2 separate regions of the Homo sapiens genome follow, and region 2 is linked to region 1. Evidence: chromatin loops called from intact Hi-C (ENCODE). Cell type or tissue: GM12878. All regions are shown on one strand. Links, peaks and the distances in the headings refer to the core of each region. The heading gives the core; the rest is flanking DNA.

The links. Peaks named below come from ENCODE experiments on the same cell type or tissue, not always from the same donor. Only the 100,000 strongest peaks of a DNase experiment are listed, where the experiment ranks them.
Region 2: a loop joins it to region 1, with 4 times the contacts of the local background. A loop is called at or near these places in 3 of 110 quality-filtered maps.

The regions. Positions count from the first base shown.
Region 1 is chr10:75,606,627-75,618,229 of GRCh38, reverse strand. All of the region lies in intron 2 of LRMDA (leucine rich melanocyte differentiation associated), which reads right to left. Among named protein-coding and RNA genes, the nearest start is that of MIR606, 60 kb to the right of the region's middle. In GM12878, for the core only: no CTCF peak of the experiment used is centred there; DNase peaks (open chromatin) are centred at 4,499, 5,179, 6,129, 6,769 and 2 weaker places; H3K27ac peaks cover 1,761 bases.
Region 2 is chr10:75,498,943-75,510,545 of GRCh38, reverse strand. The region is part of intron 2 of LRMDA (leucine rich melanocyte differentiation associated); the gene reads right to left. Among named protein-coding and RNA genes, the nearest start is that of MIR606, 48 kb to the left of the region's middle. In GM12878, for the core only: no CTCF peak of the experiment used is centred there; DNase peaks (open chromatin) are centred at 4,222 and 4,495.

The DNA.
Region 1 (11,603 bases), core at 2,984-6,983:
GAATAGCATCTTCATAAGTCTGTAATTACTTACAAAGAGAAGAAAATGCCAACTTAGAGTCAGGACAGATGCAGAAAAATGTTAAACAACAATACAGCAGGTGAACTGCATCATAAGACAGCAATACAAGAGCAGTTTCAAGTCAGTCTATGATTAATTCCCAAAGAATATCCCTTAGATGAGTACAGTGTGTTGATATTCACAAAGCTTCTCTACATTCATCACTTCATCCTGTCTTCCTAGGAGAGAGGAAAGATGTTTATTCTCAAAGTTCTCATCTTCTAGCCAAGGCGACAAAGGCCTAGCGAGGTTGATTTGCCCAAGGTCAGTCTTCTGTAGCGCCAGGTCTCCTACTGCTTACTCCACCCTAGTGACTTCTCTTCCAAAGGAGCAGAGGCTCAGACATGGATAGATTGTGGTGTGAGGCTTTATGGAGGAAACAGAAATGGTGCTTGACCTCAAGAACTGCAAAAGACTGAGGGAGAAAGGAACCCATGGGGCAATCCAGGGAGATGGAGCAGTCCTGAAAAATGAGCAAGAACAAGTTGTGACTGTGAGGTGATGCAATGGTTTGGCTGGAGCAGAGTGTGTAGACAGAGAAGTAGCAAGAGAGAAGTCCAGAAAGAAAAGACAGAGGGGAGCAGTGAGTGCCAAACTAAAAAGATTACTTGGTTCTACTAGTCGGTGGGAGCCACTGAATGTTTCATGAGAAGGAGAGCAGCATAATAAAAGCAGTGCACTGAGAATACAAATTACTTCATCAGAGTGCAGATTTACAAAACGACTTAACATAGAAGGGGACACTCAAACATTCTGAGTTGGCCAAATTCTCCCAATAAGAGTGAGACACAAGCTGCCACCATGTACTCCCAACCAGCCATTTGCTAAATGATAAGAGCACACTCCTTCCACTTAGAGGTTGTAAATGGGAAACCTTGGCAGCCGTCCCTATGTGCCCTTATGCTGCCACTTGGGCCTCCCTGGGCTTCTCATTCCCATTGCACTGTCCCATCCAGAACTGTCCAAGATCTGGATCTTACCTGAATGCCTCATATCTAAATGCACATACGCCTTGGAGGTGACTACAGTTTATCTGATAAAGTAGCTCCAGCCAAGGCCACAATAGCTGCTAAAGCTACAGAGTGCCTTTTTCCCAAATGCACACTTTCATAGAAACCATCTGGACCTTAATCCAGTGGTTCCCAAGCACTGAGGCCAACTTAGGTCATCCCTAGCCAGTGACTTTAAGGTTTTGTCTTTATGATAGTCTACTTCCACTTACTAGTAAATACATTTTCTATTTGAAACCACTGAAACTGCAAAGAGGAAAACAGGAATTTCAGACACCCTGGCAGAGAGAATCTGGTGATATATTCTAGCCTTTCTAAATCCCTTCAAATCAAACCATACAAGAAGTGCTCTATGGAGTCTTAGCACTATGGGTCAGGTGTTCAGATTTCACCAATGTCATGCTACAAAGCTACTGATTCACATATATACAACTGTCTTCATAAAGATTGCATAAAACCAAATTTTGAGATAACTCAGACACAACCTACACTGAAATTAGCTTTGCTGTATTATCAGAAAATAGTCAAACATAGTAAAGAAGATAATACAAAACATGTTTAAAGTTCTAAGAGAAGCTCTATGTACATACCAGGCATACCATTTAACTCATAGACTCCAATTATCTGGGGTGGAGATTAACAATTTTTGGTCATCTGGGTACCACATCACAATTTTTGCCATATCTCTATAGCAGCTGTACTATTATGTACTTAATATTTTTTCCTTTAATTGATTTACTTTTCCTGTTGATATGGTTTGGCTATGTCCCCACCCAACTCTCACCTTGAATTGCAATAATCCCCATATGTCAAGGGCGGAGCCAGGTGGAGATAATTGAATCAAATAAACACCACCACCACCACTACTACTACTACTGCTGCTGCTGCTGCTGCTGCTGCTGCTGCTGCTACTGCTGCTACTGCTACTATTACTGTTCTCATGGTAGTGAATAAGTCTCATAAAATCTGATGATTTTGTAAATGGGAGTTCCCCTGCACAGCCTGCCTTGCCTGCTGCCATGTAAGACGTGTCTTATATCCCCTTTGCCTTCCGCCATGACTGTGAGCCCTCCCCACCCATGTGGAACTCTGAGTCCATTAAGCCTCTTTTCCTTTATAAATTAAAGAAACAGTCTCTGGTATTTCTTTATTAGCATCATGAGAACAGACTAATATACCTATTAATTCAGAAATTAAAATATGAAAGTCACAGTCATAAATCGATAGCCAACATTATTTAACAAACACAAATTTTAAAAGTCCATTCAGTATACTGCCTAAAATCATTTCCTGTGACACCCATTATCCGGCACTTTGGGAAACACTGATCCAAAGCCAACCATCTCATCTGACAGAAGGAAATGGAGTTCAGAGACATAAAGTAATTTGACTAAGGTTACACAGCCTTGAAGTCAAAGGACCATTAACTCTGCTCTCCTGGTTCCTTGCTCATTAATGTTTTTTCCAATACCATGACTATTCAATGGATGTATTAATAGCATATCACAGCCATATTTCCATTAGAATAAGTACTCTACTCAACAATATTTAGGGATTCTAGTTCAAATAATTGTGCTCATATCTGGGAGTAATTAAGGATTTTTTCCTTTTAAATGCAGCTGTCATACAGACTTTTCATCAGGTTGAGTATTCCTAATCTGAAAAACCCAAATCTGAAATACCCTAAAATCCAAAAATTTTTGAGCACCAATTTGATGCTCAAAAGAAATGTTTATTGGAGCATTTTGGATTTCGGATTTTCACATTAGGGATGCTCAACTGGTAAGTATAATGCAAACATTCCAAAATCAAAAATAAATTAAAAATCAAAAACACTTCTGGTCCCAAGCACTTTGGATAAGGGCTACTCAACCTGTATGTGGTCTTGTTTTGATGTTGGCTGTCACATTTTACAAAACACTATGGGTATTTTTAAAGACATTAGTATCTTGAGCAGTCAGATATCACACATAATGACTCAGTTATGATTTGTCATTGAGAGCTAGAAAACCACTGCAGTCTTCAAGGTCTCTTTCCTCAAGCCCAAGTCTTTAATTAGCAGAGATGAGAGAAAGGACAATGGCCACATCCTTCGTTAAACACCAAGAGTCACCCAAGTTGACTGGGCAGAGTCAACTGATCATAAGCCATGGCTGTTCTTGAAATGCCCCACTTAGCAGTGAGGGAGTCCCCAAGACATGGTCTAGGCTTGGTGAGCACCTAACTCCATCTCCCCAGGGAGAAGCCAGCCTCCTCTTTTCCAGCCACTGAACACAGATGTTCCACAATGGGCACATGCCTCCTATCTTGCTGGTGTCCTCAGGTTATAACAAGGATATCCAGTCCAGGATTCCAAAAGAGAAGGAAAAAAAAAAAACAAACACCACTGATATCCACAAAACCTCCTTGTATATTAAACAGTGCATCATGAGTAACACAGCTATTATTCAGTGCATGCATCACAACTGTGTGCCCATGTTGTGTTGTCAGATAAATATATAAACACAGGGACTGAAGTGCCCCCTCTCCTCTCCACCATCCCTTCTAGGAAGAGGAAAGGAAGTTGGGCTGGGATAGAGGAGCAGAGAGATAGCAGGAGAGCAGGGAGATTCTGGAGGCAGAATGAGAGGGGAGAAAAAGAGTACTGGGGTTTCTTTCTTCCCTTTTCTTCCCTAGTCTGTGGCATGAAAAAACAATGGCTTTTCTGAGGCACTGTGCAGACAAGGCAGCTCTGAAAAAAACTAATGGCCGTGATTAATGACAATGGGCTGGAGGAGAGTGGGGACACAGCCGCCACATACATCATCCCTTCCCGTCAGTCTCTGCTCCTCCCTGCCCCTCTTCCTCCTACCAGCAAGGCATTATAAAAACGTCTTATCTGCTCTGGATGCTTATTTTAAAGCTGAAATCACAGCCAGACCTCCACCCAAAAGAAAAACAAAGAGTGAGAAAGAATGGCCAGAAAAGGATGGTGCTAGAGGAAAGTAAGAGAGGGAAGAGTGAGAAAGAACGAGAGAGGGAGAGAGACAAAGGGGTGATAGGGTGAACAAGAAAATGGCATGTAAAATAACTATAAGATATTCCAGGAGAAAATGTGCAGGCTGTAATCATTCAAGATTTCAGCAACTTGACTCCTCACATGCTGAAGCCACATTTTCAAGGTCTTATCTGCCATATGGTTCCCTGTTTGGATGATTTATTAGGTGCAGAAAGCATACTGATAAATTTTACTGCATTTCCCTGAATAGGCAACCTATGGTGTCAATAACAAAGCTCAGGCGGCTTTAATGAAAACTGCAAGCACCAAAGGGTAACCATTTATTTATGAGTCGCTATAGTATTACTAGGACAAAATTTATCTTCCCTTCTCACGTACTCTGTAGAAACCGAATCTGGTCAAAGTAACAGAGATCACATCCATATGTCAGTGGTTTGCTAACATCTCCCCTGCACGAAACACTGGCTGTTGCTCTGGAGAAATTGTTTGGTGACCCATTTTGCATAAGAAATCTTGTTTTTGTGAAAAAACAAGATGAAACCTGGAGAACTCTGCAAACACCATACCATTAGCAATCACACCTAAAGGTGCTGCAGAATCCTCTTGGTTTTCTTTACCTAGAAAATGAGACAGCTGCCCCAGGGGTAGGGATGAAAAAAGCGAGAGTGATGTGCAGATAAGGAGGACAGAGATTTAGAGATACTGTCTGATCCATAAATATTTTAAGTGTACCAGTCCACACAACAATGTTCCCCTCCATCCTCTCCGTTTCTTAGGACACCACTCATTGCCTGGTCTCCACCCCTATCCCTCACTGCCCCTAAAATGCCTCTTTTCTTGGCTAGTAGCTATCTGCAAGTCTGATGTATGTGTTATTTTTATAACAGAGAAACAATCCAACTTTTTAAAACTCCAAAGGCAGCAAAACTAATGACCAAACTCAGGAGGAAGTGGGGGGGATTGTGGAAGAAAAGAGGAAGAAAGCCAGATAGTGCTCTTACTGTTTAATCCTGAGCCACAGTTAACTGCTACAAAAAAAAAAAAATTGGCAAGGTTTTCAAGTCTACAGTTTTCCCCACTGTGTAACATGCCTGTCCTGAGTGAAGACAGCCTTGCCCAGGAACGTCAAAAGAAGGAAGGATAAAGAAGAAGTTCAACCACAATAGCATACGTTTGAGTAATGCTCTTAGCACAGCAAACCAACGAAAGCAATAGCAAAGTTGAAAGGCTGGGCCAAGTCTTTTGACATGAGCAAAATCTCAACCTTCCATTTTTTTTTCCCCACCAAAGTTAATACTTTGAAAAATGTCTCCACTAGATTATTTTACCCAGGTTTTTTTTTTCATTTTACACTTTATTTTACACAGTTTTTTCCTTGTTCTGCATCAATATTTTCTCTAATACTTTCACAGTGAGAGGGCATGAAAATCTGTGCTTATCAGTTCTTATCCACACTATTGCCTCTCTAAATCCACTACTCAAAAATATATTTTTATATATTTATATATACAAATATATAAATATATAAATAAAATAAGTAAATAAATAAGCAAACTCTTTGGAAATCAGAACAAAAATAACATTTTATAAAAGCCTCTTTCCACATCATACATAATAAACAAAAGTCATCTTGATCAGTTCAATTACTGACATTGCTGCTTTTAAAATCTGCTTAGTAAAATGGCATCAATTAAAGTTTAATGTCTTATAAAAGATCATTCAAGTATTATAGTAGAATTAAGAGGAAATAGGTACTGCTTGGGATCTGGCTATATTTTTAGAGTTTCTCAACCAGAGAGATTTATAAGAATATTCATTATTGCCTAGATTGCTTTCAATTCAGCCACTAGTTTATTAAAAGAGGTAGGCTAAAGGGCCCAGCACGGTTCAGAGCACATTCAACCAGCTGCATTTTCAGTTTGCTAAATATTTCAACTAGTCTTCAAAGGCACTGCATAAGTAAAACCTCGCACTTATTTTTCTACACACTTCTCCTCTTAATTTTTAACCCCCTGGGTATTTCCAAAGGAAATCTAATCCACATAAGTCATTCGTACCTAGCCCACACTAAATGGCATTTGAATGAGTTATATTGTTCTAGAAACCCCATTCACCTTTTCTGTTGGCCTTTTATTCTCTGGAGGTCCCAGTCTGGGGCAAATCAACAAAACTGAACCTTAAGGCAGCAGAGGGAACTGGGGAATAGGAGAAGGGGACCAAAAAAGTATCAACAGGGAGGACACCCAGCCAGGGGCTCCAGGGCAAGAGGAAATCTCCTTTTGCAGGCCTGATACACAGGACCAAGTCGAACAGTTGTTCAGGTTGTGCACTAGCTGACGGCATTTGGCCAAAAGGACAGGTGGAGACTGAAATCCAACCTATACTGTGCTTGCCAAGCTCAATTTCTGGCCAGGGGTTACATCCACCCAGAGAAGGGGAGCACATTTCTCTACTTCTCCCAGAAGCACTGTATGGGCTAGCTGCTGATAAAGTCATGTTAAGAAAACAGAAGTAAGCCAGTCACAAAAGGACAAAAGTCCTGTATGCATCCATTCATATGAGATAACTTAGAGTAGTCAAACTCACAGAGACAGGAAGTGGAATGGAGGCTGCCTGGGGCTGAGGGGAGGAGGGGAGTGGGGAAATAGCAAGTGGCTATTTAATGGGTATGGAGTTTTGGCTTGAGAAGATGAAAACAGTTCTGGAGATGGATGGTTGTAACGGTTACACAGCAATGTGAATGCGGGTAATGCCACAGAGCTGTACACTTAAAAATAGTTTGAATGGTAAATTTTATTACAATAAAAAGGAAATGAAACCAGAGTCAAGCACTGGCAGCTACACACCCACTGTGGACTCCGATCAAGGTCCTGCTCACAGATCGACTTTACAAGCCCATGCCATTGTCCAACAACTGAGAGTAGATCAGGGCTGCACTTGCCTCCACAAACGCCCAGCTACACAGGACCTGTCCAGATCATCACTCCTAATGCCTACCTTCTGCCTCCAAAGGACACCAAAGAGGCAGGGCTTCTCTCTAGGGGTCCTTGCCCCTCTCACCCTGTGCTCCCCCTGTCTGAGTGCCCCACCAGCTCCAGCCTCTGCAGCAGCCTTCCCTGTCCCCAACCTCATACCACCCCAAACCCTGTAAGAGTAGAGGCATGCTGTCACCCAAGTCCACCTCCCCTCAGCAGAATAGTTCATTACTCCACACACATTAAGTTTCCACCAGAACAAGGCCAACTCAGGAAAAAGAAAAATTTACGACTCCCATCATTTGGAATTTGCGGTAAAATTTAGCCTACGTTGGGCCAAAGAAAGGGTTTGCTATGAAAGCTCACAATGTAAACAAGACTTGAGGGAAAAACATTCATACAAAGAGAATAAATGATTCTTAAAGGTTTCAGTTCAACAATACATTTTAGGGAACATGTATTGCCTATTATAAAGACATTAAAGAAAATACATTGTGTCAGGACTGGGGAACCTGGGCCTGCCTCTGCCACCCGAACATGGGCCAGTCCCATAAAGTCTCTGGCCATGATCACAGTTCCCTCATCCATGGAGTTGGACAGAGACTCTCTAAGGTCCTTCTGGCCACGATGAGACTATAAAATTAATATACTGTACTTTGTATATTTACATACATGAGTGTATGTGTGGTGTGTGTGTGTATGTGGGGGTGTGGTATGTGTTTGTCTATGTGGTGTCAGGGAGTGCTGTGTGTACATGTGGGGTGTAGGGAAGTATGAGGAGGAATGGTGTGTATGTTGTATGTGGGGGTGTATGATGTGTGTGGGGTGTGTGTTTGTGGTGAGGGATGTGGGAGGTGTGGTGTGTGTCTGTGTCTACATGAGTATTAATGAGGACTACTTCTCAATAGAAAGAATTTGCCAGTTATTTCAAAATATTTTCTATACTTAAAAGTGATAAAGCTGGAACTAAATAGTGGTGACAGTTGCACCACCTTGTGAATGTACTAAATGCCACTGAATCATGGCACTTTCAAATGGTTACAATGGCAAATTTTATGTTACATGTATCCTATCACAATTTTTTAAGTGATAAAGCTGTATTTCTTTTTTAAAAAATTAAGTATGTTCACCAGTTCGGAAGCTGTAATTTACCCAGTTTGTCCAAGTTAGCAGGATTTTGCAGTCCTAGAATATACTATACACTCCACCTAGAAAAGCTTCTAGTGTAGGTCTGAGATCTTTGGGATGTGCCACACTTGGGCCAAGTCCTGGAGACTGGGCATTCTTTCCCTTATTGGGCCAATAAAGTCTAACAGCCTCTTCTTCTCACTAGGGAGACTACATCCCTGCCTACTGAAGACCTTCTGGGCAAAAAGGGTGACTGTGGATGCCTGCTCCCACAACAGGACCACACAGAGCACGCATATCGCAGCCTGGTTCCACCTGAGGCTCACATCATGCTCTGTAATTGCAAGACTCATCATAGCACACACTCAGGGCTTCTCAGCTCGCCCAGGCTAGGGCTCCTTCCAATGCACTACACCTGTCCACAATGCTTACCACCTGGCAAAGTATTTTATTCTAATTTTGCAACTTTTTAAGAAAATGAAATGCTTACATCAACTTAATCAATTTTCTTAAAAGGGGAAAGATGCTGAATTCGCCCAAGATGCCACATTTACTCCTTCTAGAAGTAGGTGCTGGAGAGCAGAGATTGACCACTAGGAAGGCCAATGGACAATGGTATGGCCACAGATATTGTTCAAATGAAGCTCATTGGTGATTATTTCTTAAACGTCACTTTCAAAAACTAGAGTTTTAAGTTCCAATTAATTGCCATTGACAAGAACCCCAGTACTTGACACTTCACTCATGAACAGCCCTACAAATTAACAGTGTGGGTGTGGGTGTCTTTACAAAGCCCATTTCCAAGCAGCGGCCTCAAAGCTTCATACCAAGCCTCCTCAGGGAGTTTTTCTTTGGAGCCTCCTGTTTCTAATACTTTGGGCTTGATTCCTTGATTCTAACCCCACCTCCCAACCTAGAGAGTGCTGGCTGCATGCTAGCACAACCCTGAATGCTAATGACCTCAAGGGCAGCTAGTGTTCAGTTAGGTGCTGTGCAAGCTCCATTGTGGCCCGTGAACAAACTAGGGAGAGCTGATGAGAAGATGTACACTCTTTGAGAGTACGTGCAGGTGACGAGAGTGAGTATAGTGAAGGGTCACTGCACCAGACAAACTGTTGGTCGTGTTGAAGTTCTCTGGAGACCAAGGCTTGGAATGTGGCCCTTGATCAAGACAGGTGACCCAGGCAGAGACAGTAACCAAAAAGGGATTCTTTGGAAGAAACAGTGAACAGAGAGGAGCTAGACCCTGGTGTGAAGTGCAAACATGATCTGACTCATCAGCCTTATCCTCACTTAAAGGGTTATGCCCCCCACTTCACAGTTGCAGGCTCACAATATACCACTGCTTCCCAAACTAACCAACTCTGGATCTGTGTATAGCAGATGCAAAATAAACTTGTGGCCTTGTATGGCTCTTGGGTTTTGTTATTGTCAATATATACAATTTATATATATTTAAGGTATACAACATGATGCTTTAATATACATGTACATTAGTGAACTGAACATTATAGTCAAACTAATTAATGTAGTCTTCTCTTCACATAGTTACCATTTTTTGTGTGTGGTGGGAACACTTAAGATCTACTCTCTTAGCAAATTCCTAGTATACAGTGGTATATTATTAACTATAGTCACATGCTGTACATTTAGGTCTCCAGAACTTATTACATCCTACATAACTGAAACTTTGTACCCTTTGACCAACAACCTTCCCATTTCCCTGGCCCCCCATCCCCTGGTAACAACCATTCTAGTCTCTGCTTCTATGTGGTTGACTATTTTAGATTCCACATATAAGTGAGATCATGCAGTAGTCTTCTAAGTCTGGTTTATGTCACCATGTTCTCCAGGTTCATCCATGTTGCAAATGGCAGGACACCCTTCTTTTTTTAAGGTGGAATAATATTGCTTTGTGTATGTGTGTGTATATATATATATATATATACACACACTACAATTTTTGATCCAGTCATCCATCAATGGACACTTAGGTTGTTTCCCTCTCTTGGTTATCTGGGTATATATCTGATGGAAATAAAATCAGTATCTCAAAGAGATATCTGCACTCCCATGCTCATGGCAGCATTATTCACAATAGCTAGGATATGGACAATGGATTTTTAACCACTCCAGGCAACCACTTCATGTTTGGATACCTAACAGAAGCAACCAGAGAGCTGGTTAAAAATAGAAAATCTTGGGCTCCAAAAAAAAAAAAAAAAAAAAAAAAACCACTGAATCAAAATCTCCAGGAGTGGGGCCTAGGAATCACAATTTTTTAAAGTTCCTTGGGTGGTTCCAGTGCAGCCAGTCATTTGGAAATCACTAAGTCACCTCACTTGCTTGCACATGAGGAATGAAGACAGTGCTGTTGTTACAAAACCAAAACAAGGCAGTGATTCTCCCTTAAAAAGAAAAAGATGCTCATCTGTAATGCTTTAGCATTTGTTTACAGATAATTAAATGTGGAGGAAAAGAAGGTTAGGACCTGAGAAAATCATGTGTTAAAAACTAAAAGTGGAAGGGCCCACTATAAATTAGAGCACTACAAAATTATCACCTGTATCAATAGAAAAATATAGTTCAATATAAGAACATCCAAAGAAATACAGTATTACATGAAATGGCTTCCCATCTGTAGTAGCTTTAACATAACAGAATTAAGACAACAAATCTGCTGAGGGGAAAATATCATGTAGGTCAATTTTATTCATTCGAATCTAACAGACTAGAAATTTGAAGAAATTTTAACAAGCATTTACTTTCCTATCGTATGTCAAGAAAGGCCTTGTTCATAAATACAAGATAGGAAAGACTTTCAGAAGATAGTTAAAACTCAAGAGGACTGTTCTGAAATGTCTTGATCACTTTGGAAGTAACCATTTCTCTAACATTTTGTAATAAAATGCCAAGTATTTTTAACTAGTCATTAAAACTGTTCCGGGAATTTCTATTGTAGACTTTGATATCTAATTCAAGTGGCTGCATAAATTTGGAAGCTACAAAATCAATTTTCCATAAAATATCATTTGGGCTTCACTAATCCAAACTGGCCTCCTTCCTAATTAGGTTGAATTCATGGGATTTTATTGTAATGCACTGCCAAATCAAATTGTTAAAACTGGGAACTTTGTGCTATTTTGGATTATCATAACATCCTTTCCCTCCATTAGCAGGGATGGCCAGAGGTTGCTAATACAATAAATGTTTAATGGATGGCAACACTGTCCCTTGCCCCCAGAAATAGAGATACAGACATAAAAATACCCTCAGATCTGTTTGTATCCATGCTTTCTGCCTTCTCTCTTGCTTGTGGCAAACAGTGAATTTTCCCAATATAAAGAGACATGCCAATCGACTTACTCAAGCCAAAGGTAAACAGAAAAGAAGTGAGAAGAAAGGGATGAAAAAACACTGCGGCAGCTCTGG
Region 2 (11,603 bases), core at 2,804-6,803, 110 kb after region 1:
GCCTCTCATACCCTCATGTGTTAGAAATTTTGGATTACTCCACCCCCTCTAGTGCTCTTAAGCAACCATTAACACCCAACATGTCAGGAACAAGTTTTAGTCCAAAACTACAGTGTGTAACATACAAGTCCTCTTCCCAGGGACCCAACAGCATCTATGCTTTTCTTCACCTCTGACTCTCCTCCCCAGAGTCCAGGAAATCTCCACCTGGTATTCAGAGTCAGCCAGTTCTTCTGTCACCATGCATTCTTCCAAATCTTTTTTCCTTACATTTGGGCTTAAATTTTTGTCATTCAAAAGCCCAGATAGGACTCTCCTCTCCCCTATTTTCTGTCATGCCATCACTTGTGGAAGAAAGCAAGCACCAAGTACCCAAGTTGAGGGAAAGGAAGGAATGGCAAGAGGTCCAAAGAAATGAAGATTTTCAAAAGTAAAGGGAAATGCAAAGCTCAGTGATTATCTCAAATTAAATATCCTGTCACACAAACATTTATTGATTGCCTCTTCTGTGCCAGGTACTCTGCCAGGCATTTTTGTTTCTGGTCTCCCATTTGAACTCAGGGCAACCCTGTCTGTTTTGGAGGAAAAAATAGACTGGGTGGGCAGATGACTTCCTCAGAGTCACACAATCAGTAGCCCCACATGCGGTCTGCCCTCTGCCTCAGACAGGCTGTAAGAGCCTCAAGACTGGGGCTGTAAGTTCATCCACACACCGGGAGATAAGGTGAAGTGGTTCAACATGAGAAGTGAGCAAATTCAGATCCCTTATTTTGCAGATAGAGAAACTGAGGCCAGAAAACTGAAGTGACTTCCCAGTGTCTCCTGACCAAAAGAAAAATAAGCATTAAATGAAGAGAAAGGAAATAATGAAGTGGAAAGGATAGTTGACCTCAAATAGAAACATGGATGCTAGTCCCGGTTCTGCCACCAATCAAGACAACCCACCTCTCTGGGGCTCAGTGTCATCTGTAAAATAAGGCCTGGAAGAAATACAGCAAATCATGGTGTCAACAGGTATCAGAGACACCCTTCTGGCATCAGTATTCTGTAACTCTCAGAGAGCCACAGTCTTAAAGTCTTTCTAGACACAATCTTAAAAGTAGAAGACTAAATAATATGCACATGTCACATCATACAAAAACATGCTGTGGAAGCAGAAAGTAAAAGGAAATTTTGAGCATAATATGAGTTTTGAATTTAATATTTGCTTATTTTTTTCTTTTTCCTCCTGGTAAAATTGCTTAAGAGTGTTACACACACACACATATACACATATACACAGCCCATTCGACCTCTCTAGCCACGTGGGTTTCTGCTCCCAGACAACACTGCACCACGAACGGGGTAGGAGATGTCAGCCAGCAACGGTGGCCCATGAGGGCCAACAAACAGCAGCCAAGCACTCCCACTGTCACCACCCTAAAACACCTGGTCGAGTCTGATTAATGAGATGAGGACCAGATGCTTAAAAATGTCTGCTAAATTAAAAGAAAAAGAAGAAACAAAGAGAAAAGGAAAGGAAACCAGAAGCCTGCCTTTAATATAGTGCACTTTGTTATCTGTAATGTCTTTCAACCACAGATAACAGAATCAACCACATGGAATCTAAGATGCACGCCAGGTGAAAAAACACCATAAAGACATAATAAAAAGTTCCACCAGTGCCCATAAATTGCTGGGGGACTGTTACAAGGGCAGAGTCATAAATTCTTAATGTTTCCCAAATTAGAGGGTACCAACACATATGCAAATATATTTGTGTGGGTAATTGAGGACTAAAAATCTTACATTAAGCACAGCTACCTCCTTCAAACGCTGTTAGGGGAGCCTCTGACAGGCACACTCATACAGCACACACTGTAGGAATTCAATTTGGAAACCATCATCTAAAGCACAGAGGAGAACAGGAAAGTCATATTGCTATAATGCTTAGATTATCAATCATCTTGACAGTTTATTGGCTTTATCACCACACATACCATTAAAATGATGTCTGGCCTAGACTGTCAGGAGCAAACATTAAACAGACCAGGATTAAAAAGCAGATCCCAAACAGCACTCCAGTCAAGTTTCTCTTCCACTCTGAAATTAGTTAGAGCTGACTAAGAAACTGGCACTAGACTTTGAAGAAATATACAGCCCAAAAGGCTGAGAGTCAACTCAGACCTGACAAGCTGATAGGTAATGTCATGTTATGGCAAATCTGACTCTCCTGTGGTTGATTTATCACGTACTCTGTGCAACAGAATGATTGCTAATGGTGGAAGGGAGAGGGGGGGAAAAAAACACCACCATAATTTGCCTCTTCTTGCAACCAAGGGCTTGTATCAAAAGGGCCAAGCCAGCTCCCTGAAGTGGGGTAGGAATGCTAATAAATTCACACTACTGAGCAAACATATTAACATTACCCCCACACAGGTTATTAAAGTAATTTTACAGATTCAGAAGAACTGAACAGGCAGCAGAAGAGACATTCATAATTCAAGAGCTCTAGACAGCGAAAGAGTTACGAACCCTATACGTTTTTAAAATGCTTCTGCATGTGTCACTTTGGCAAGGAAATCTCAACACAATTAAAACTATACTAGCACATCAATAGGGCTCAATTGAGAGCTGTGTACCTGCCTTTTACTAGGCCAGGGCTTTATAGATGCCTCAGGAAGAAAAGGGAAATAGGAAATTCACCGCTAATTAAAGGGAACCTTCTGTGCCTAAGGACAAATGGTGGCATTTCTAAAATATATATAAAAGAAACACATTTCCAAATCTCTGCCAAGGGTTTGGCTTTTTCACAGTCCCTAGAACTATTCTGTGTTTGTTTGGAAGTTACAGAGCTATTCTGTTTGTGATTAATAGTTTGCTTTCCAGTACAAATAAGTCATTAAGAAGGGTAGGGTGGGGCACAGAGAGAAGTGACAGAATAGGAACTGGCTCCGAAACAATGCGAGTAAAAAATTCAGACCACATTTTTCAATCTTTCACTCCATTGCTTATTTACCCAAGTGAGGTTCCCTGCCTGTCTCTCTGGGTGACTTCAACATGACCCTTTAAGTGAAAAAACTCATTGGGACACCATATCAGAGGCCCTTTCTCTACTTCCTTTCACCTAGCTGGGCTTTTTGGTACCTTGAAAACTCAGCTAATTCATGATTAAGAAAAGAATCTGGAAAATGATGGCACAAAAGCAGCCAGGAGGCATGAAGAAGCTGCTTCAGGAGAGCTCCTGCCCTTGCTGGGGTACCCCTGTGACACTCCAGGGTCGCCCCCAATAGGCTGTAGTGCCATTTTGTGATGCTTCCAGCCAGCCATCTTTCTCCAAGCAGTGCCATCCTGTTTTGTTGGTTGTACGCTGGAGTGGAGGAACTGACAATACACCATTTACCGAGGGAGAGTCACTCCCTGTACAACAGATGTCACCAGGAAAAAAAAAAAAAAGATGCCAGAACACAAGGCTTGTACACTGCTGAGCAAACACTGAATTTTGCACCTGAATGAGCATCTGGGTTTGAGAGACCAGGCAAGACCCACCCACATCCCCAAACACGCACTCACCCAACCACAGCACAACTCTCCCCAAGGGCCCCAAGAGAGCTAAATGGGGGAAAGGCAGCCAGCATCCAAGCTCCTCACACCAGGAACTTCCTCTGCCATTGCTTCTGGCTCAGGTTTCCAAAGCACTTTCACTAAGGGTGAAGAGAGAACCTCCCACAACAACCCCCTCGTGCCAGGAAACCTGAAAGAATCTCTGCTTTCACACTCCAAGACACCAGGCACCAAGATTTCCATGGGGAAAGACATAGCAGTCAGTGAAATCAATCATCATGGTCACTGGGCACCGGCCAAGGGACCAACATGGCGCTGAACTCTACAGGGGATACATGGGACTTTTAAAGCATGGTCCATGTCTCTCCACCAAGCCTACAACCAACCCAATTGGGGACCATGATTGGTTTATCACCAAGTAGATGGAGAGTTTCATGGTTTGCTCTCGCCACTGGCCCATGAGCTCCTACAGGGCAGGGACCACATCTCACTGATCTGCTATAAGACACCAAAAAAAAACAACAGAAATGAATGAAAAAAATAAATGAATGATTGATTTTTTAAGAAATCAAAAAATAATAAGCACAGGGTAAAAAGGCAGAACTGTTAGTTGGTTTGGAAATCCCAGCTTTGCTGCCAGTTCAGGCCATTCTCCACTCAGTGACTTAGAGAAATCAGACAGGGGAGTGGCAGGAAGTGGAACAAATGTGTTCTCTTTTCTCTAAGTCCTCTCAGAATGCCCTCCTATTCCCCATCACACCTGCGTAATGCCATGTCCATCTTATCCTGAGAGTCTATGTTTGGGGTCACTCAGCCTGGTTGTAATCAGAAAGGTAAAGCAGGACAGGATTAGTGGGAGTACTACTAAGAAATGAAAAACCAGAGGTTTATTTTAGCTTGTTCTACTTATGGTTCATTGACTTCTGCCCTGAAAACAGCTCCAAACGACTCCCAGGGGTCAGCCAAACACTAAGTTCACCGCAGGTTTTCTCACTATGAAACTAATAAGCCTTAAAGGCTCTGTGTTTGTATTTTAGGTGCTACTACAAGAGGGATGGAGGAGGAGAGTTAATATGGCCCATAGTAGACTCTTAATAAACATGTGTTGAATGAAACTGAGACACACAATAGTAACTTGGAAAGTTAAATAATTCAGCATGAGACACACCATCAGCATGAGAACTGCTGTCATTACACCATGTGGTGACAGGGGCAATAAGTGTTAAAAATTCACCTAAAGGAGCAGCTGGAGTAGGGGTGGAGGGATCAGGGACAGCTTTAAGCAAAGGGTAGGAATCAGCTGGTCAGGGAAACATGAAAGAAGGGCATTCCAGGCAGGAAGAATATGGGGGGTCCATGAGTGCAGCAAGTACATGAAGTGGTAGAATAAAGGGTTCATGGAGGGAAGTCAAGGGAGCTGAGATGGGATGCAGGAGAGACTGTAAGGATCTAAACAGCACAAAATGAACATCTAACCCTTGCTCCTGCTCTTCTCCTGCCAACTGGTCCTGTTCCACGTTTTCTGTTTAGTGACTGTGCCACTGTGGTAGAGATTGCTGGCTGTCCCCTGATTATCTACAACTATGTGTGGCCATGAGACTCAGTTCTGACCCTTGGGATGTAAGCAACTTCTGGGTGGTGACCTTGAAGGGAAAAATCTAGAATGTGAACATACTAGTGAGCCAGCTATAACCATGCTAAGGACAATGGTCTAGAGATGGCAGAGCAATAAAACAGAAGGATTCTAGAAGTACAATGCCATGAGACCACCAGATCAGCCCTGGAGTGCTTACACTTGGACTGAGATGAGAGCAATCCATTTCTCTCTTGTTAGCTACTCTTGAGTCCTGTTTTAACAGCCAAACCTGTGTCATAACTAAAACAACCCTTATTCATCCCATTTCCAAGCCAGGCACTCAGGTGTGATCCTGGACTCCTTCCTCTCTTTCCCATAACCTATCTCTCACCTAGTTCTTCTGATGTTAATCTGTATCAATCACTCAAACTTGCCCTCTGTACTCCATCTCACTGCAACAGCCAAGGATGACATGATCTACCTACACCTACTCTGACCTCCCCCAATCCATTTATCCACTCTGTAGCCAGAGTGATTTTTTTCTAGACACAAATCTGATAAAAGTCCCCTGATTTAAATTGCCAATGTTTCCCACTGTTCTTAGGGTAACAGTAAAAATCTTTATACACACCTTACAAGGCTCAGCGTGGTAATCCCTACCTACCCCTCTTATGCCACACTCCATACCAACCTTCTACTAGTTCCTAATGCTTTCTCCTCCCACAAGGCCTTTGCACATGCTGTTACCACTGCCTAGAATGCTTTTTCCTCCCCTCCTTGTTGAGATAAGTCCTACCTATCCTTCAGATCTTAACCTAATACCCTGCTTAGAGAAGATGACTCCCCCCTATTACTACAGACGTTATTACATGCATTTATCCTATGAGGCTGTCTTACAATATCTCCATTTGTTACTGGCCAAACCTTTGATATGACTTATTTTTCCATTAATCTAATAAAATATGAAGTGGATTTTACATTTAGTTGATTCATGCCACTTCCTCCCTGCCCCATCCCCCCAAACCCCACTCACAACTGAAAGCTCAGCAAGGGTAGGGACATTCTTGTGTTGAGCTCCCTCCTGAATCCCTAGCACCCAGCATAATGCATGGCACATAGAGGCACTCAACAAATATGGGGTGCCGTGGCTCACGCCTATAACCCCAGCACTTCAGGAGGCCAAGGCAGGTGGATTGCTTACGCCCAGGAGTTGGAGACCAGCCTAGGCAACATGGTGAAACTCCATCTCTACAAAAATAATACAAACATTACCCAGGCACTACTCAGGAGGTTGAGGTGGGAGGATCACCTGAGCCCAGGAAGGTCAAGGCTGCAGTGAGCCGTGATTGTACCACTGCACTCCAGAGCCTGAGTGGTAGAGTGAGACCCTGTCTCAAAAAAAAAAAAAAAATGGGATTAATAAATAAATGACCTAACACACAAATGAATGAATGGATGGCCCTGATATCTTCAATTCCTTATGCTTCATTAATACCCCTTATTATCTGGTATGTGGCTAATCAAATACCCTTACACTTCCAGATTGTTGACCTTTCCAAATGAAGCCAAGACTCTCACAACTGAATATGGAATAAATATCCCATCTGTTCTCCCTCTCTCAGGTTCTTCCCCCATAAAGACAACCTACTGTGCGAGTGTAGTTTCTTATATACTTTATTCCCAATATAACTACTGTAATATCAAAAAAAATCCCAGAGGAACTGAGTATCACTAGTACTTAATGACCCATTAGACAGCCACCTTGATGCAAACCAGAAGGTGGTTAATGCTCTAACAAACTGATTCTAAACCAAGGTAACAGAGGGTGACAAAGGGATTGCAACTTCTATAAACCAATAGTCATGGTTTATAACACTAATATTTTATTAGCCTAATGGAAAATAGGGCATACCAGATTCATGACCAATTATAAAGCAAGAAAACTAAATCATGGGGGCTGTGGCCAAGTTCCCCCTAAATGTCTGAGTCCACAGGCCTAATGTCATTTGAATCCCCATATTTTTCCTTTAAACATCCACCACCACCCCTGCCCTGCACACACATACAGCAGCAACAGTCTCCAGCATGAGAAGCCACAACACCCAAACTGCATAATGCAGTGTTCTAGAAGAAGCCAATGAAATTTCCCTAAAAGTCAGCTGGCTTCACATTCATGTGCAAACTTATTTTTTAAAGAAGGCAAGCACAACTGCAGTACCTGTAATAATAAAAAAAAAAAAAACAGGCTATCAACTAACAGTGGGCAGCCTCATGTCCAAAATGGACATTCCCTAGAGAATGCAGTCCCTGCCTGGCTTTTGCACTTTTACATGGTGAGCATTAAAAAGGCTTCATGCACCTGTTGCCATCTCACCCTACCACAGGTGCTTCAGTGTTTTGAGTCTCAGGTTCAGTGTGAGAAGGGAAGCAAATGATACAAATAGGTGTTGCTGTGGGTCACAGGGTGGTGTGGGCTGTGCAGGGGGTTTTCAGGCCACACAGGAAAGAGAAGAAAAGGTTGCCTCTACCTGGGGACTGCAGGACTGGACAGGGAAGAACAGCACCAGTCAGGGCAAGAAGGAGGAGAAGTGTGCCTGCAAAACTTCCATGACATGGAGGTTTACCTATATAACAAACCTGCACGTGTACCCCAAACCTAAAATAAAAGTTAAAAATAAACAAATATAAAATAAAGAGAAAGAAGTGTGTACCCACTAGTGCCTCAGGAGGCCTCTGAACCCTTTGGAAGAAACAGCAAGAGTAAACTTAAGCCCATACTTGCACCTGCCTGAGTTCAAGGGCCAACCAGGCCCTGAGGCCAGGATCAGCTAGAGGTGAACCTGACACGAGTCATTCCCGAAGACATTTATTGTACCAGATTCTTCCCAAAGAAACACTGGTGATTTAGCTAGGGCTGTTCCTCTTCTCTGTATAAGAGTAAACAGAGGCCCTTAGGATTGGCCCCATTAATTCAACTCAGAGATCAATAAAAAAAAAAAATCTAAAAGGCAAAAAGGTATATAACTTGTTCTCTGGACTGGTTGGGTCAACAATAATCCTCTCCCAAACTGTGCCCAACAACAGGGAAATGGTGAAATAGATCATGAACAACAGTCAGTGTTGCAGAAGCCACAGGGCTCACCCCTGTGCTGCTGCTGTCCTCCTCAGCTTCCTGGGCACGCAGTTGGACTTAATTTCCCAGCCTCCTTTCAGGAACAGGCTTACCAATGAAATGTGAAAGAAAATGAGGTGTGTGACTTTTGGGCTAAGACAGTTAAGAGTGGCATGCCTTCTCCATGATCTCTTTCCCCACTCACCAGAACTGAGACAGCTCCAAAGAAAGAGGGGAGAGCAGAGCCACAAGAGGAACACAGCCTGGGCCCCTGAATGATGGCAGGACACACAGTTCCCCTCCTGACCTCCCTGCACTTCACACACACTCTACTTTCATTTAAGACAGCACAAACAGGCTGGGTACAGTGGCTCATGTCTGTAACCCCAGCACTTTGGGAGACTGAGGTGGGAGGATCACTTGAGGCCAGGAGTTCAAGACCAGCTTGGGCAACATAGTGAGACTCTATCTCTAAAAGAAAAAATAAAGAAAGCAATAAATAGACTTGGATCACGTTAAGTCACTAAGACCTGGGAGCAGTTTTAAATAGCAATATCTTCCCTGACTAAAAGAATAATTCAAATGTCATTAGCATCTGGTCTGAGACCTATTTCGGTTATGTATATTTGTAGTGCAGATATACCCTCTTGATTATTCTGGACTCTGGTTATAGTTAATATTTGGTTTATATTCTCTCCATTGGGTTATTGAATCAAAATTAGGATAAAAATTTCACCATAGAAAGCCCTCAATATGGAAAAGCCACCAGCAAACATTCACAAGATGACCTCATTCCACGTCTATAAACAGGCCCACACCACCTGCCTTTCTTGCTCCTTCTGGCCTCTCTTTCAATAGACAGGATGCACAAGGAATCCAATACTTTTACAGACATCTTAGGTCAGTTAACAGTAAGAAGAAAAAGAATCATTTAAACACACACCAGGAAAGTGTGGGAGCAACTGGGAACACATTTTATAAGAGTATAAATATGAATTCCTTTTAATGGAACAAGTTGTCATCTACTCCCTTGTCTGAAACTACCAATTAAAAATACCAAAGAAAGAATTGTACATATTCAGGACTATTATCATTGATTAAAACAGAGTAAACTGACTCCTACTGGGGTAATAGGTGGGAAAAAAAAAGGCATTTTAAAACAAAACAGTATCCCAACACCCTGATTCTCTGAAGTATCCCAGAAGGCACACTTTGTGGTAGCTAAAGCCTAGACTTGCATTCCTTCAGAGATGTCATAAATGACTGACACCTGCAATGGGAAAGTCTGTGTCTTGAAGCAGAGACAACATGCAAAGAAGAGACTTGAGAATCTGTCCAGGAGACTGACAACAGGTTGCAGAATTCCATTCTGGAGTTGGGGAAGCCTGCTATCCAAATAAACAGATTTGGATAGGCTTTAGGTCTGTGTCCCCACCAAATCTCATCTCGAACTGTAATCGAGCGAGGGACCTGGTGGGAGGTGATTGGATCATAGGGGTGGCTTTCCCCCATGCTGTTCTCATGATAGTGAGTGAGTTCTCACAAGATCTGACAGTTTTATATAGGGCTCTTCCCCCTTCGTACACTCTCTCCCTCCTGCCACCATGTAAAACGTGCCTGCTTCCCCTTCTGCCATGATTGTAAGTTTCCTGAGGCCTCCCTAGCCATGCAGAACTATAAGTCAATCAAACCCCTTTCCTTTATAAATTACCCAGTCTCAGGTAGCATCTTTTTTTGTAGCAGTGTGAAAACGGACTAATATACTCAGATTACTAAGTATTTACTGCATATCTACTATATCACTTGAATACCTGTTGTAGAAACTGAATTTGACTATTTCAGAGCTGAAAGAATTCTTAAGAGATCATCTGTCACTTCTCAGCTATGAGACCCTTGCTTGACTCCTCAGCCTCAGTTTCTTCTGTAGAGCAGAGATAATAATATTCTTCACCCTATGATAAAATTCTGAGAATATTATTATCTGACAGATGCAAAGCACTTAGCGAAGGTAGGCCCACAATTTATCTTAGTGGTCATCAGAAAAAGAGTTACCATTAGAAGGGCTCAGTTGTGTGTGTGTGCATGTGTATTAGCAGTGTTTCAGAAAGGTCTGGGTGTCACTGGAAGACTCCTGTAAGGAGCAACAGGGGTTCAATCAGGATGGTCTCCAGCCCCCTACCTCAGTCAGAAGCAGCTCAGTGTGGGGCTATTTGACATATTAGGGTTCCACATAACACATCACTCAACTAAAGGGCTCTATTGCTTAGCAGGAAAAAAAAGTGTAGAAAACACTGATTTAAACCCCTCCTCCCTTTTCTCAACCGATGAGGAAATGAGGTGTTGGAAAACAGAAGTTAATCTAGGTTTCCTGGCTCTCAGCTCAACTATCTTTTCATTGAATCAGGCCGGAGCTCAGAAGGGGAAGGAACCAAGTTTCTTCTTCCAGCCAAACCTGGGGATCTGGTCTCCAGACCTTGGCTCTAGACACCTTGGTACCTTAGGGGAGAAAGCAGTGTTACCCATCACTGCCTCCTACTGAGATGAAAACAACCCCTCCTATGACCACCCCAATGCTATTGTGAGCACCTCCCCACACACTGTGTCAGAGGAGGCTGTCTACACACCGAAGGCACTGCTCAGGCCAACTCCCAGCCCAAGTTTTGGTACTGGGAGAATCATAGCCCCGATTGTGGCTTTAATTATAACCACAGTAGCCAGCAGTTATTGAGCATTTGCTTTTTGCCAGGCACTATGCTAAGCACTGCACACCCCTTACTTCATGTAAACTTCAGGACAGTTCTGTGAAGTAAAGTGCTATTATCATCTCCATTTTTCAGAAAAGACAGTCAAGGCCCAGAGAGTAAGCACCTGGGCCTGCTCATCCCGCTGGGGAGTACGAAGCCAGACCCTCACTCCAGGCAGCTTGGCTTCACTTCCCATCCTCTCTTCACTAGTCCACATATTGTTCCCCAATCACAGACCCACAAACCTGGAAAAGATACACAGGCAGGGAGAGATGAATTCCACGGACTAGGCAAGGATAGCTGTATTTTAGGAAGCAGGGACAGGAAAATAACTGGAAAGCTAGAAGACTTTTGAGTTAGAAACTGCACATCTCAAGCAAGCTGGGATGCAACACAGAAGCGTCAGCACCTCTTTCATCAATCTGGAAAAACGACCAGGAGGAGGAGGAATTTCAGAGGGTGTCTAGATTCCAGGCTCCAGGCTGTCTCCATCACCTCATTCTCCACCACCGCCCTTCCCTCCTGCCTCCAGGTTCCCAGCCTGTGCATCCAGATCAGCACCTTCTCACCTGGTCCTGCACACAGTAGGCACTCAAACACATACCCTCTTTCCACCTGCTTTTTCTCC